Linked DNA regions of Mus musculus: region 2 is linked to region 1. The links are chromatin loops, found by intact Hi-C in ENCODE. Cell type or tissue: gastrocnemius. All regions are shown on one strand.

Region 1 (8,000 bases):
TGAGTTTGGGGCCAGCCTGGTCTACAAAGTGAGTTCCAGGACAGCCAGGGCTACACAGAGAAACCCTGTCTGGAAAACCCAAAAAAAAAAAAAAAAAAAAAAGACCCTGTCTCAAAATAAACAAAATCATAATGGAAGGAAGATACTAGAGAGATGGCTCAATGGTTAAGAGCACTAGCTGATCTTCAGAGCACTGAGGTTTGGTTCCTAGCACCCACATGCAGCTCACAACCATCCTTAACTATAGTTCCAGAAGATCCAGCACCCTATTCTGGCCTCTGCAAGTACCAGGCAGACATGTGACACACAGACATCTGTATAGGCAAAACATCATACACATAAAATATAAATGTGTCTAAAGAGATATGTAACCTTTAAAATAAAATATTCTATGGACTTTTGGGCCTATATAGTTCTTGCCAAAGATGGATTAGTGTAGTTTTTTAACTTAGATTAGACTTCCATTTAGGAAAATATTCATATCTGTATGAGAAACCCAACCCAGCACTGTTAGTGTAGGAGTTTGAGGTTTTGGAGGATGTTAGATTTGTATATTTCTAAGTTCACTGTTAAAAAATAAAATGGGGCCAGGCGTGGTGGCGCATGCCTTTAATCTCAGCACTTGGGAGGCAGAGACAGGCAGATTTCAGAGTTCGAGGCCAGCCTGGTCTACAAAGTGAGTTCCAGCACAGCCAGGGCTATACAGAGAAACCCTGTCTCAAAAAACAAAAACAAAAACAAAACAAAACAAGAAATGAAATGGGATAGATGTGGAGCTGGGTAGATGGTTCTGTAGGTAAAATGCCTACTAAAGACCTGAATTCAGATCCCCAGCACCTGTGTTTAAAAAACAAAGGACGGTCATGATCATGTAAGTCTGTAACCCTAGTGCAGCCAGGATGGACACTAACAGATCACTGGGACTCACTGCCAGCCCGTCCACTAGCTGGTGAGCCCCATCTCAGAAGAAACGGTCACTCCAGCCTCCACACCCATGCATGTGCACATACTCACACACAAAAGAGAAAGAACAGACTGTGCATGTAGCTCAGTGGTAGAACACTTGTGCACACCGGGTCCTGGAGTCCACAAATTAATAATAAAAGCACACAGTAGTGTCACAACAGGCCTCTTCAGTGTGTCCCCTGAGTCACAGGTTGTGCAGTGTTGTTTAAGAGGGTTTTTGCACTTACAGAAGTGAAAAAACTATCAGTGTGGCTCTATTATTTTAATTTTATTTATTCAAAGTATGCGGGTGTTTTTCCTACATATATGTCTGTGCACCACATGTGTACCTGATGCTACAAGGCCAGAAGAGGGCATCAGATCCCCTGGGACTGGAGTTACATACAGTTGTGAGCCACCATGCAGGTGCTGGCAATGAAACCTGGACCTCTGATGAAGTAATACATGTTCAACTGCTGAACCACGTCTCCACTCTCATCTTTTTTTCCTTAACGACTATAACAGCTCAGCTTTTGAGGTGGCATCTTTATGAATGGTTGTGATTTTGTATTGCACACATGGTTTGCATATTTTTCCTTATATAAATTGTTCTTAATCCATGTGACAGAATTAACTGTCTTTCTAGCATATCTGAAAATTTTCTTCCAGAGATATTTCTAGTCCTGGAAACTTCAAGAATAGATATAATGCCAGTTATGGTGGCACATGCCTTTAATTCTAACACTTGGGAGGTAGAGACATGCTGATCTCTGTGAGTCCATGACCAGCCAAGGACACACAGTGAAACCCTGTCTCAACCAAAAAAAAAACAAAAGGTAGCAAGGGAGCTTGAGGATCCATGAAGGGTTGGCCCAAGGTCAAGGGAGATTCAGCTCTGTATACTAACTCTGGAGCCTTTGCTGGGATACACCCCAGAAAACAGCGTAACTTGTATTCTGCTTTGACTGTAGAGAATTCAGAGTTTACTTGTAGTAGACAATACTGGTAAGAGACCCGAACATAGCCAGTGAGGTCAAAGAGAAGTTTTTTCCTCTGGCAAAGTCTTCAAAACCCTAGAGCCTCTTCACTATCTAAGCAGCTAAATTCAGGTTTATGTCCATAGCCTGTTGACAGATCAGTAGATCTAACAGTTGTTTTGTTGTGTTGATTTTGTCAAAGTATTAGAAAAACGTATAGCAAGATTGGTTACCTCTGAGAGGTGAAAATAGGCAGGAAGCAAGAGAGCAATCACACCTTTGGGAAGCCTGAGGTCCTAGGTTCCATTAGCAGGACCAAGGTAAAATGCTCACTCAGTGTCTCTGTGGAGCTTAGTGGGAGGGAAATCACTCAACATGTGTGGAGCCCTGGGTTCAGAGCCAGGCATACTACCAACAAACAACAAACAAACCAGAAATGCACGTTTAATGTCTTGTTGCTTTTGCTATAGGAATATCCAACCCTTACAACCTTCTTTGAAGGAGAAATAATAAGCAAAAAACACCCTTTCTTAACTCGGAAGTGGGACGCAGATGAAGACGTGGATCGGAAACACTGGGTGAGTAAGGCTGTGTGCTCTGCCCTGGCAGTAGAAGACATCTGGAGATGGCAGGCCTGAACCCCGGGCCTTGTCCCCAGGAGGAGTTACTCAGAACTTATTCCTACACAAGCCATAGTTGCTCCAGGTCTAGCAACCCTTTTCTTAACTTATCAGGTAATAAGAACAATCCTTCAGTTCCTCACAGTTTTGTGTGGCTGTTAGAACCCAGGCAATCTCCCCTGTTCTGCCCATCTTTTATCTACTGTTCCTTTCTAGTCAGCTCTGTATAGTGGAACCCCATGGAGCAGGTAGCAGTTGCCCCTCGTGTCTGGATGGTCTGCAGTAGAGCTGTGGTTGATGAACCCCTGCAAAGGCAAAGTGTGTTGCATCTTTCTGTTCATCCCAGTAGACTGAGGGTAGGCCTTACCTATTCCATCCAGACCCTCCTGAGAAATTCAGATTCCTGTCCTGAGTGCTCCATGTGCAGTTTCCTCATTCTCAACACTGAGTATGTCAAAATAACTCAGTTACTGCCCTGGGGTCTTTTCCCTGGTTTATGTTTTGGTCTTTACCCAAGTCTTACATCTTCACAGTTTCGGTTTTTTTGTCCTGTCACACCAGCCTTTGACTTAGATTGTGGGGTGGGTAGGAGTGTGTGGGTTGTTGTTTGTTTGTTTGTTTGTTTGTTTTGAGATAGGATCTTGCTTTGTAATCCAGATTGGCTTGAAAATCTTAGTGGTTTCTCTTGCCTCTGCCTCCCAGGCACTGCCAACATCCTCAGCTGGTTTCTGGAGTTGAGAGAAGGTCTTGCTATGCTTGCCATCAGTTTATGCTGTAGGATAACTACCTGTTCTACCACTTTCCTGTTAGTGACACTTACAGCTCCGGTCACCAAGTCCGGGTTCCATATGCTTTATATCCTTATGACAATATTTATGACTTAACATATCAAACTATATTATAGTGTTTTGATTCCTGTGCATATTAAAATTTTACTGTTGGCCTTTTATTTCATTTTTTACAAAGTATATGCTTATTTAAAAATACTAGACAGAAAAAATGCGTAACGACAATACATAGCACTAAGGCAGATACAAACTTCATTTTACCCTCTTTTGGGTCCTTTTGTATCTGAGTTTGCATTTTGTATATTCAGCTGATTGTAGATTGAAAATGTTTGGGGAAAGTAACTCATTGATTCTCCTTTGCAGTACAAGAAAATGCTAGTAAAAAATATTCTCTCTCATGCTGAGGAGATGACTCAGCAGTTAAGGGCACTTACTGCTCTTCCAAAGAACTCAGGCTCAGTTCCCAGCACCATGTGGCAGCTTACAACTGTCTGTAGCTCCAATTGCAGGGGCTATGACACCTCTTCTGGCCTCCTTGACACACATGGTGCACAGACATACATGCAGGTAAAACACCTATACACATAAAAGAAAACTTAAAAACAATATTGCCAGGAGTGATGACATAAGCTTTTAATCTCAACAACCAGAGGCAGAAGCTGGCAGATAAATGTGAGTTTGAGGCCAGTCTGGTCTACATAGTGAGTTCCAGACCAGAGAGGGCTATTCTATAAGACCTTGCCTTTAAAAAAGAAAGTTCCAGGACAGCCAGGGCTATACAGAGAAACCCTGCCTCGAAGGGGGGGGGGGGGGGGGGAGTGTGTCTCTACTCGGCTCTACAAGCTGGTTTTTGTTTTTTTTTGTTTTTTTTTTTTTTGGTTTTTCGAGACAGGGTTTCTCTGTATAGCCCTGGCTGTCCTGGAGCTCACTTGGTAGACCAGGCTGGCCTCGAACTCAGAAATCCGCCTGCCCCTGCCTCCTGAGTGCTGGGATTAAAGGCGTGCTCCACCACGCCCGGCTCTACAAGCTGTTTTTATTTTCACTCTTTTCTGCACAGTACAGTGCAGTTGTCGGTGAGCATCTCTGCTGCAGTTCAGTTCCTTAGAGACAGTTGAGGGCGTGTAGAAGCGTGATGTGTACGGGCCACATACGCATCAACCACCTCATCTGAGGGATACGGTGGCTGGATCTGAGGGATACAGTAGCTGGGGATTTTGGTGTCTGTACAGCGTCCTGGAATCCATCCATTGTCTGGACCAAGAGTTGACTACAGACGTTTAGGGACTTTTTGGTTTGCATTAAATATTTTGGTTTTGTTTGGTTTGGTCTTTTTTTTTTAAAAATAAAACTCCTTTGTTGTTGTTTTTTGTTTGTTTTGTTGGTTGGTTATGTGGTTTGTTAGTTTTTTTGAGACAGGTTCTCTCTGTGTATCCCTGACTGTCTAGAACTCACACTGTAGACCAGGCTGGCCTCAGACTCACAGAGATCCTCCTGCCTCTGCCCCCTGAGTGCTGGGATTAAAGGCATGTGCCACCACACCTGGTGTCTCTCTCTCTCTCTCTCTCTCTCTAAGTTACGTTATTAAGTTACGTTATTAGCCTGTTCCAGTTGCTACCTGAATATCTGGCACAAGCCTCATGTCTAACCATAAGAACCAGCTTTCCTTAACCACTTTTCTCTATTGGACAGGCACTCTTTCAATTTGTTGTCTAGGCAGTCCTTGAACTTGGATTACTCCTGTCTCAGCCTCCCATGTGCTGCAATTATGTATGTCTACTACCATGCCTAGCTCTGGACATGCTGTTACAGAGTGTCCCAGAATGACTCTTCTTTGCTTTTGTTTGGTTGGTTCTTTGCGTTTTGTTTTAGATTTATTATTTTATGTGTCTTGAATGTTTTGCCTGCATGTATGTGTGTGGGTGCTGGGAACCAAACCTGGGTCTTTGCTTATGCAAGAGCAAAAATTTCCTTAACCACTGAGTCAACTCTCTAGTCCTATTCATTTTATGTCTGCAGATAGATAAGTAGATAGATAGACAGTGTATAGGTTCCTTGTAGGAGGGTGTGGCTATGCATGTACATAGAGCCAGAGGTCGACACCAGATATCTTCCTCTATAGTTCTGCACATTTTTTTGAGGCAGTCTCTCTCTAAACTGAGAGCAACTCTAGCATTGTAGGTGTATACATCCTTCCTGGCTTTTATGTGGGCATTAGGGATCTAAGCTCAAGGTACTTTACCAACTGAGCCATCTCCTCAGTCCCTTTGTTTGTGTTTGTCTTTTGTTTGGGTAAAACAGAACTTCTCTGTTGCCCTGGCTGGTATAGAACTTACTATGTAGACCAAACTAATCTTGAACTCAGGAATCCTCTTGACTCCACCTCCCACGTATACTAGAATTAAAAGTACATACTACCAGCCAGGTGTAGTAGCGCACGCCTTTAATCCAGCACTTGGGAGGCAGAGGCAGGCGGTTCTCTGAGTTCCACGCCAGCCAGGAACCAAAAAAAAAAAAAAAAGAAAGAAAGAAAAGAAAAAAGGAAAGTCACATACTCCCTTGTCCAACACCATTTTGTTTTGTAAGCTATGTATTCTAGGCTGGCGTTGAATCCCTGTGTAGCTGAACATAACACTGTGCTCTTGATCCTCCTATCTCCAGCCTTCCCAGTGCTGGGACTTACCTTGACAGTCCTCGCCCATCCGTATTTTTGTTTTGTTGTGTTTGAGACAGGGTCTCATTATGTAGTTCTGGCTGGCCTGGAACTATGTAGACAAGGTAGGCCTTGAACTCAGAGAGATCTCTACTTCCTGAGGTTTGGGATTAAAGGTGTGTGCCACCATGCCCAGCGCCACTCTATATTTCTTTGCTGAAGTCCCACTAGTCCATTTTTACTTTATATGTTCTGATGGGGTACTCTAGAACTGTGCCCATTCTCACCCTTTAGACCTTATCCACTGGCTGTGTTTACTGGGCACACAATCAAGTAGCTCTTTGTCCATCTAGCTGTCCTCTCATGAGCTCAGACACCCACCTTTCCTTGTATGGATCACTGAGACTCTTCTTTCTGTTGTTTTTAGGGCAAGTTTCTGGCTTTTTATCAGTATGCAAAATCATTTAATTCAGACGACTTTGATTATGAAGAACTGAAAAATGGGGATTATGTCTTCATGAGGTGGAAGGTAAGATTCTGCCCAGGCCATCTCCCGAAACACCCATATGCCAGATTCTAGAGCACCCACACACACTTCTTCTTGCAGGTTATGCCCTCCCCACAGGGACCCTCCATGCTGGTTGCTTAATGCCGTGTCTTCATGACAGGGTACCTACATACTTGTAAGCACCAGTGGTGTGGTAGCTGCAGAGCACACCTTAGTAAACTGGTTATGCTGTTTAGTGGGCAGCAGGCATATTTATGCCAGTAGGCACCGCTGACCAGTATCCTCTTTTTTCACCCAAGAATCCTGTGAGCCTCCAGGCTGAGTCATCCAAGTGTTCTGGGGACTCAGGGAAACTGCTTGAACCTAGTCATCACTGCGTCCTGTTCCTGCCAGGAGCTTAAATGTCATCAGAATGACTGCTCTCCAACCACATCCTCTACCAAGGGCTTCTGCTTCCCACAGCTCAGGAAATGAGGAGCCAGGAGTGGAGCATGAGCCCTTGACTCCCTCTAGGGTTTCAATGGATTGGTCTTTGCCTGAGAGTCCTATGCCTCTCGTGGCAATATGCTGTCTACAACCACATGAATGCAAGTCCACGTAGCATCTCCAGTCCCCATTGTCTGATAAATAAAGGAGACAGAAAGCTACTTCAATATGACAGTATATTACAGTGTTCATAAAGATCAGGCAGCTAGGGCTGGAGAGACGACTCAGCGGTTAAGAGCACTGACTGCTCTTCCAGAGGTCCTGAGTTCAATTCCCAGAAACTACATGCTGGCTCATAACCATCTATAATGGGATCTGATGCCCTCTACTGGTGTGTTTGAAGTCAGCTACAGAGTACTCATGTACATAAAATAAATAAAATTAAAAGAAAAAAGAAACAAAAAAGGTCAGGCAGGTAAAGTACCATTTGCTTGCTGTCTGTGCTTTGTGACTGATCATTTTGGATATGGGCTATCATTTTTTCACTAGACAGTCACTGGATAGCTCACAGCGAGCTTCCCTCTCTAGTCCCTCTGCCATCCAATGTGTATTAGCTCACTCTGTTATCCAGCACCTGCTGAGCCTCCTGCCTCAGCCTTCTCTACAGTGGGAAACATACCAACAAATCCTTGAAAGCACCAGCTCTGATTTTTAGATTATTATTTTTTCCTGTGCTGAGGAAGTAACTCAGGGTTTTCACATGCTAGGCAAATGTTCTACTACTAAGCTAGACCTCAGCCCTAAATTAAACTTTAAAATGATATTTGAAGGTTGAAAAAGGGAGAAAAGAGTGTCCATTAAAAAAAAAAATACTGGAGAAGATGGAGAGTGTTTGTGGTAGAGCATTTGTCTAGCACGCACAAAGTCCTGAGTTTCATCCCAGCATTGAAAATTAAATAAAAAGTTTGTTAAAGCAGTGGATTTGTCTCCAGATAATTTCTCTTTTGTCCGGTCACCTGACGCCCTGGGCTTCTGACTCTGTCTCCCAGAGACCAGGAGCAAGGGCATAGCCTTTCACTGCTTGTT
Region 2 (8,000 bases), 74 kb after region 1:
GTGGGTTGGGAGCTCAGGCTGGTGTCAGGTGCCTGTTGCCATGGATCCTGGGGATCACAGCAGTGAGGCGGCCACTGCTGCCCCAGGACCTGGAGAAGCCGACAGCCATCGCCTACCGCATGAAAGGTGGGGGCCAGCCAGGTGGAGGTGGTGGCAGTACTTCTGAAGATACCTCCCGGAGACCCCCGGAACCCAAGCTCAAGCCCAGTCAGTGCCTCCTAAGCGTGCTTCTGGGCTAGGGGCGGGCAGTGCACAGGGGAGCTCTTGCTTCCTCAACACCTGTGCCCACCTGTGTCCTCTGCCTGGCCCCGCAGTCCCAGGCCTGGATGCCTCCACACTGGCTCTGCAGCAAGCCTTCATCCACAGGCAGGCTGTGCTACTGGTGAGTGGGGACGGAGCACAGGGTGTGTGTGCGTGTGTGTGTGCGTGTGTGTGTGCCCGCGTGCGTGCACACATGCGCACGAACATACACACCAGTGTGTACTCAGAAAGAGGTCCACCTGGTCACCATGGTCACCTATTCCCAGGCCCGGGAGATGACCCTGCAGGCTTTGGCACTTCAGCAGCAGCCTCTGAGTGCAACCTCAAGACCTCAGCTCCCAGAGGTGAGCAGAGCTTCCCGGGATAAACAGGAATACTGTGATAATCCATGAGTTTACTGTGCCTTTCTGAGGCCAGGAATCCTGTAGTCCACTTTGGGTAGAGATGGGGTGCATGGGTTTAAGCCAGTTTTTCCTGGATGGCCACCTCATGGCCTGTTCTTCACAGAGACCCCTAGCACCAGAGGCACGGCCGAAGACTGTAGTAGGCACTGGCCCCCCAGCCAAGCCTGTGCTGGTGCGTCCGACTCCACAGTCGTGGGCTCCGGGCTCTGTGGCAAAGGCCCCGAAGATACCTAGCAAGCCCGTGGCTGTCCCAATCCTAGCTCAAGATTGGACTGCTCCAGAATCCAGTGAGTGTCCATCCAAGTCCAGAGACTTCCCAGAGAAGCCAGGGTGACTGGGCCCTATGGCCTCACCTGGCAACCTGTCCTCACAGTTTCGGCTTCCCCTGAGCTGGTTCGGTATTCCACACTCAACTCAGAGCACTTCCCACAACCCACACAGCAGATCAGAAGCATCATCAAGCAATACAAACAGCCACCCTGGGCAGGACACCCTGAGGCCCGCAGGTGGGTCCAGCCATCAGCCCTCAGCTTACCTTCAGCAGCACTGTCCTAGGCGCATCACCACTCAGGATGGTCCCCTGGGCAACCAGAGGCTCAGGCTGACATGGTCACAGTTATGCTGAACAGCCTCAGCTCCTTTCTGGTGCTTATTTGTATTGGTGTCTAGGGGAGGGGGGCCCCACTTTGGGGATGTGGATAAGGGGATACCTTGTATCTAACCTGCCATGGGTCACCTGCCAGGACGGATGGTGGAAAGGTCTTCAGGAGGCCACCTGACCCCCATGAGGAGGCCCTAATGATTCTGAAGGGACAGAAGACTCAACTAGCAGTAGTGCCTGGCACTCAGGTAAAGAGTGGGTTGGGTACCTCATAGGGATAGAGGCCTCAGAAGCCAGCTACCCTCTCAGCATGGCCCTAGGCCTCCCCTTCATGGCCTGCTTACTGTTCCCTGAGTGCTCTCTTTGTGATGGGACAGGTGTCCAGAGAGGCTGTGGCCATGGTGAAGCCGGTGACCAGTGCTCCAAGGCCATGCATGGGGCCCACTCCAGGTGAGGACCACAGGATGGAACATGCCAGAGGTGTCCAAGTGAGTGAGTGAGCCTGTGAGCATGGGGGTGGGGGGGTGTCTCTGGGGCTGTGTGTGTCTCTGAGTCAAAAGTACACACTGTGTCATTATAGCATCACCCCTTAAATCCCTGGTGTCAGGCCAGCCCCACCTGGGCTTCTGTGACTCCTATAGAAGCTCATCAAAACAATACTATGTCCATACCTGTTAAAGGTAGGGAGACAGAGGCACAAAGATGTTTAATGGCTTCCAAAGGTCATACAACTTGAAAGTATCAGACCAGAGGTATAAACCTTTGTGCTAAAAGAGAAGCCCTAATCAGGCAGTGACCCTAAAACATGAGTCAGCTCCTATCACGTCTCTGACAAGAGCTCCTATAATGAACACCAATCTCTTCATTGTGATCCTGACCATCCTGTGTTATTCATCTGCCCTGTCCCATGGCCTTTCCTCTCGACTCCTTCCTCTTGGCACATTCGGTTCCTGTAACTAACACACCAAACTTGCCCCTACCTTGAGACCTTTGCACAGCTGTCTCCTCCAAGAGGAGGCATCTCTGGGCACTTGGCTCCTTCGTGCCCATCAATCAGGTGCCAGCTCAAGTATCACTTCAGAGAGGTTTGTCCAGCCCACCTGAATCACCCTGCTGTACTTCCACAATACCTCCTGTCACCACCATCAGCTGCCCCTCGTAGTCCCGCCTTTCCTGCTGGGTCCCAAGAAACCCCATATACTCTCTGCCCCTGCCCTCCACAGTGCAGCCTTCAAGGTCGCTGGAGCCTCCAGAGGATCCTGTGCAGACACAGCTGCACCGCCTAGTCAACCCCAACTTCTATGGCTACCAGGACATCCCCTGGCGGATCTTCCTGCGCAAGGAGGTGCAAGGAGCAGGCCAGAGGATGAGCTAAATAAATATGGGCAGAACTAAATATGTACAGAGCTATCTAGGGAGCCTGGGCAGGGGAACCGTGAAGAATGGGAATGGGGCTGGAGCTAGGGTAAGAGTCAGCCAGGGGCTGCATCTGGGGGTGAGGTCCAATCAAAAGGATGGGTAACCCATGAGTAACTAAGGCCTACCTACACAGGTATTTTACCCCAAGGACAACTACAGTCACCCTGTGCAGCTAGACCTCCTGTTCCGGCAGGTGAGGCCTTCTTCTTCCCTCCCACCTCAGGGTCTGTAAATTTGGGAGCTGCTTTACTGATTCCCCTGCCCCCAACTACCATAAACAAAGTTAGCAAGGCCACATGTCCATCTGATAAGTCACAGTTCAAAATATGTTCATGCCTGTAACCCCAGCACCCAGAAGGTGGAGGAAGAAGCACCAGGAGTTTTGATATAAGGCCCTGTATCAACAAATCAAAAAACAAAACAAAAAACCAGTCACTCTGGGTTCAGTAGGGCCTAGAGGTCAAATCCCAGCCTCACTGAACACATGTGAACACACAAGGCCTGGGAAAGGCAGAAAGGGTTAGGAAGATGACCGTGTGAAGGCTCGGATAACGAAGGCAACCCAGTTTACAGATGACACTAGTGCTGCAGAGCAGAAACCCCTTCCCACGAACCCAGACATAGACCTCAGTGCCTGGCAGGGGCACTCATTGGCCAGCTGCCGGGACACACTTCTTCCTGCAGATCCTGCATGACACATTCTCCGAGGCTTGCCTGCGCATATCTGAGGATGAGCGGCTGCAGATGAAGGCTCTGTTTGGTACCTTGGGGAAGGGAAGGGATGCTGGTGGGCTGTCAACCAGATTGGGGGCCAGCCCTCATCTGGAAGAAGGCTAAGGGCACACCCAGGCCTCTTGCCTCCCACACGTGCCTGTCCTTATTCAGCCTCCCCAGGCTGCAGTTCCTGGAAGCCAGCGACATGTATCATACAGTACGGCCCTTGTATCTATCTGTGGCTTCCCCTGGTCAGACAGCTCATTGTGATGCCAGCCTTTCACCCCCCACCCCACCCCAACTTCTGGAATGGGAGCTGTCAAGGAGGGAAGAGGGTCTTGAGCAGGATTGGTCTTTCTTAGCCCAGAACCAGCTGGACACACAGCGACCTCTGGTAACAGAAAGTGTGAAGCGGGCCGCCATCAGCATGGCCCGAGACAGCTGGGAGATCTACTTCTCTCGCCTCTTCCCGGCAATGGTAGGAGTCCCTGAACACCCCTTCCCGCCTGCCCGGAGCAGCCAGGGAGAATAACGGAAGGCCTCACCAGGCTCACACTTCCTAGGGCAGTGTTGGCACCGGCGTGCAGATCCTAGCTGTGTCTCACACTGGCATCAAGCTCCTGCAGATGGTCAAGGGCAGCAAGGAGGCCAGCAGGCGGCTCCGCGTCCTGTGTGCATACAGGTGATGCCAGGCACATGCCAGCCCAGCCTGCAGAGCTGGTAACTCTGAGGGGTAACTGCTGAGATCAACCAAATCCCTGGGCATCTGGGGGAGGAGATGTCCCTAGACCTGAGACCCTGCTGAATGCCCAGACTCCCCACTGGAGTCCCTTTGTCCCTTTCAACATGAGGCCAGGGAAGAGTTTTGATCACTGGCTAGGGGAGAGCTCTTTGCTCTGAAGGATGAAATGGAGAAAACTGGGCCAACGGAGGAGACAAAGATATTGTGTGGGCATAGTTTGGTTTTGTGGTTGGACTGTGGGGCTGGAATATGGTACAAAGATTTTAAGAGATACGCAGAATCCGCCGGGCGTGGTGGCATACGCCTTTAATCCCAGCACTCGGAAGGCAGAGGCAGGCGGATCTCTGAGTTCGAGGCCAGCCTGGTCTACAGAGTGAGTTCCAGGACAGCCAGGGCTACACAGAGAAACCCTGTCTCGAAAAACAAAAAAAAAAAAAAATAAAAAAAATAAAAAATAAAGAGATACACAGAACCCACAGATGGATCAGAGAGGGGAAACAGGAACAGAAAACACCTGTGGAGGAGGGCATCCTCTTAGCCATAAGGTCCTGGTCTCTTGTCACCTTCTCTCCCTCCAGCTTTGCAGACATCCTGTTTGTAACCATGCCATCTCAGAACATGCTAGAGTTCAATCTGTCCAACGAGAAGCTCATCCTCTTCTCAGCCCGGGCGCAGCAGGTCAAGACCCTAGTAGACACCTTCATTCTGGAACTGAAGAAGGTTGGTATTCCTCCATGGGTGTTGCCCACCGCTGCAGTAGACATACCACAGCCTGGCTGGCCAGAGTGTGAATCCACTATTACATGTGCACACCACAGAACATATCCAAAGGCGTCTACCCCAATGAGCCGTGTCTTCCCTCTGCCGTGCCTTTTGCTTTCCCAGCATCTTCTTCACCCCTGCCCTCAGCAGTACGGAATGCATCTCCTCTAAGCCCCCAAGCAATTGTCTCCTCAGAACTGCTTTACCTGCTTTCAGAACCTCCTTCTCTGTCTGCCTCTACACCTTGACAGGACATGCCCCAGGCCCAGCACCCAGCCCAGGAGGATACAGCAGAAGGCTTAGGGAGGGATCAGTGGCACAAGAGTGTGCTCAGCAACCTCGGGCTTCTATCCTGTGTAATGCCTATCTAGAGAACACTCATCACTCCCCCCTGCCCACCTAGGGAATGTGCCTTCTCTGCTGGCTTGGGAGAATGGAAGGAGCAGTAGAAAGGCTGGAAGCACCTGGGACGAAGGCAGTCAGTACATAGCACTCTATTCCTGGTGTTTTCCAGGATTCTGATTATGTTGTGGCAGTGAGGAACTTCCTGTCTGAAGACCCCGAGCTGCTGTCCTTCCACAAGGGTGACATCATCCACCTGCAGAGCCTGGAACCAACTAGAGTGGGTCAGTTCCATGGCTGGGTGGAAGAGCCTGGGAGAAGGGCTTCCCTGGTACGCGCTGATGCAAGCTCCTCCCACAGGCTACAGCGCCGGTTGTGTAGTCCGCAAGAAACTGGTGTACCTGGAGGAGCTGAGGCGGAGAGGCCCTGACTTTGGTGAGTGCTTGCAGATACCCCAAACTTGGACTGCCAGATAGGGGTACTAGTCCAGGTTCCAAACACACTGCAGACACATGATAAGAGTTTATTGGTGCCCCCCCCCCTCCTTGGTCTCCTACGGCGACCTGACAGTGCGAGCCAACAACTCTTCAACCCAATCTCCGCCTGCACATGTGGCTGAGGTGTTTTTCCGAACCTATGGCCTGTTGCTCTTGGCACTCATTCCCAGTACAAACAAAACAAAACAAAACAAACAAAAAACCCACCACAAAGACAAAAAGCGTACTAAGAATGGACCAAGGGAGAGCCCAAACCTTCTTAAAGGACCCGCTCTGTCCCAAAACAAGACCTTCCCGTTTTTCCTTTCCCTGTCCGTAGGCTGGAGGTTCGGGGCCGTCCACGGGCGCGTAGGACGTTTTCCTTCAGAGCTCGTGCAGCCCGCAGCTGCTCCAGACTTCTTGCAGCTCCCGGCAGAGCCAGGGCGGGGCCGGGCTGCCGCGGTGGCCGCCGCTGTGGCCTCTGCAGCAGCCGCACAGGAGGTGGGGCGCCGGAGAGAGGTGAGCCCCAAGGAGGAAACTGTAGGGATGGGGCCATCCGTGGATGCAGCCAATCCTATGCAAGGGACTGGCCTAGAGAGCAGGGGCCTGACTTAGCGTCTTTGCAAGTGAGGAGTGAGGCTCGAGGGTCCAGAAACGTGGCCAGGTGGGAGGTCAGCTCTCACAGGAGGGTCGAGGTGGGGGTGACGATGGGTCTTGGTAACTGCACCTATCCTGCAGGGTCCCCCAGTCAGGGCGCGTTCCGCTGACAGCGGAGAGGATTCCATAGCGCTCCCACCGAGCACAATGCTCGAATTTGCCCAGAAGTATTTCCGAGACCCTCGGAGGCGTCCCCGGTGGGTATAGAGATCCGTCTTCCGCTTCCCCTTCTCTCTCTTGAACTCTGCAGGGTGGATCAGGAAGCCTCTTAGTTTCAGACTCTGGGTGCCTTCCTGTGGGTAGACTGATTGGAAGGGGCCTAGATGTGGCCAAAGGCTGGGATGCAAGACTGGGTAGTGGCACCCATTTGTTGCAGGGATGGCCTCAAGCTGAAGTCTAAGGAGGATCGGGAGTCCAAAACTCTGGAGGACGTGCTTTGCTTCACTAAGGTGCATGTTCTGTGCCTCAGTTTCCTCATCTGTAAGGTGGTGTTGGCAGAAACCTTCTTTCTATCCCCTAGAGCAAATACTTGTCCCCATTGGAAGCCTCTGGCTGACAGCATCTGGAGCCAGGGTTCCTTGCAGCACAGTTGGTGACTGTCCCTATTTTGTGATGTGAGCTCTCCAAGCTGCTGTAATTCAGTCTGAAAGCATGGTGCAGTCCCTCTTCTGTTCTGTCCCCCGCTTCGCTGTGATACAACCCTTTGGTCTCCTCACAGGTCCCGATCCAGGAATCCCTCATTGAACTCAGTGACAGCAATCTCAACAAGATGGCGGTTGACATGTTTGTAGGTGTGTGGGATGTAATACTGTGTGACCTGTGTTTGTTGCCTCTCTTCTTTGGTTCTGAGAGTTGTCTCTTCCCCAAACCCAACGCACTTTGAAGAGAATGGAAGCCTCTCGCTGTCTCAGCAGCAGGCTCCCAGGGAAAGAACGGACTGTGGGGACTCTTGGGATGGGCATCTTGGGCATGGTGGGCCTGAGCAGGATGGGTCTTTCCTACAGCTGTGATGAGGTTCATGGGAGATGCCCCACTGAAGGGCCAGAGCGAACTGGATGTTCTCTGCACCCTTCTGAAGGTCAGTCCCGCCCGAAGCGTTGCCTCATGCTTCTGTCTTGCTCTGTGCCTTTGTTTCCCCCATTGTCAGTTATGGTGCACTGGGAAACCTCTTACGTTGCCCAGAGGGGAATGAATGTATCCTGCTGGTGCAGGGGAGCAGAGAACCTCCAGACCTGGCACAGCAGGAGATTTGGTGTGCCTTTTTTTTTTTTCAGCTTTGTGGAGACCATGAGGTCATGAGAGATGAATGCTACTGCCAGATTGTGAAGCAGATCACAGACAACAGCAGCCCTAAGCAGTGAGTAGCCTGAGACTCAGCCCACTGTGCACTCCCCCATCTCAGAACTTCCCCCTCCTCAGCTGTGTTCCACTTCCCTTCCTCCCTGCTTTATGTTTTGGGAGTTGCTTGGTCGAGAGCATGGCATTTCTCCTCTTTCTTCCTCTATGAAAAAGGCAACCCCATTTCAGTGTCAGAAATTCTCATTTTCAACTCCTAGGATGCCATATCGGTTCTTGGTTCCATGCAACAGAAATCCAACTCAGAGTGGTTTGAGCAAAAAGCA

Evidence for each region. A loop is a pair of places that touch in the nucleus more often than their neighbours do. Peaks named below come from ENCODE experiments on the same cell type or tissue, not always from the same donor. Only the 100,000 strongest peaks of a DNase experiment are listed, where the experiment ranks them.
Region 2: it touches region 1 in a loop (10-fold over the local background); 1 of 42 quality-filtered maps calls a loop at or near these places.

What each region holds. Positions count from the first base shown.
Region 1 is chr11:60,429,941-60,437,940 of GRCm38, forward strand. Gid4 (GID complex subunit 4, VID24 homolog) reads left to right here. Exons shown (of 6, transcript NM_025757.4): 3 at 2,393-2,500; 4 at 6,408-6,509. Among named protein-coding and RNA genes, the nearest start is that of Gid4, 17 kb to the left of the region's middle. In gastrocnemius, no CTCF peak of the experiment used is centred here; no DNase peak of the experiment used is centred here.
Region 2 is chr11:60,503,473-60,511,472 of GRCm38, forward strand. It overlaps Myo15 (myosin XV), which reads left to right. Exons shown (of 65, transcript NM_001103171.1): 35 at 87-207; 36 at 315-382; 37 at 528-605; 38 at 769-952; 39 at 1,039-1,171; 40 at 1,409-1,514; 41 at 1,644-1,716; 42 at 2,490-2,611; 43 at 2,819-2,878; 44 at 3,370-3,445; 45 at 3,762-3,877; 46 at 3,963-4,081; 47 at 4,720-4,861; 48 at 5,418-5,529; 7 more. It overlaps Gm51901 (a long non-coding RNA gene), which reads right to left and starts at 6,655. Exons shown (of 3, transcript XR_003949693.1): 1 at 5,647-6,655; 2 at 5,368-5,510; 3 at 4,601-4,852. In gastrocnemius, no CTCF peak of the experiment used is centred here; a DNase peak (open chromatin) is centred at 3,998; H3K4me3 peaks cover 1,093 bases.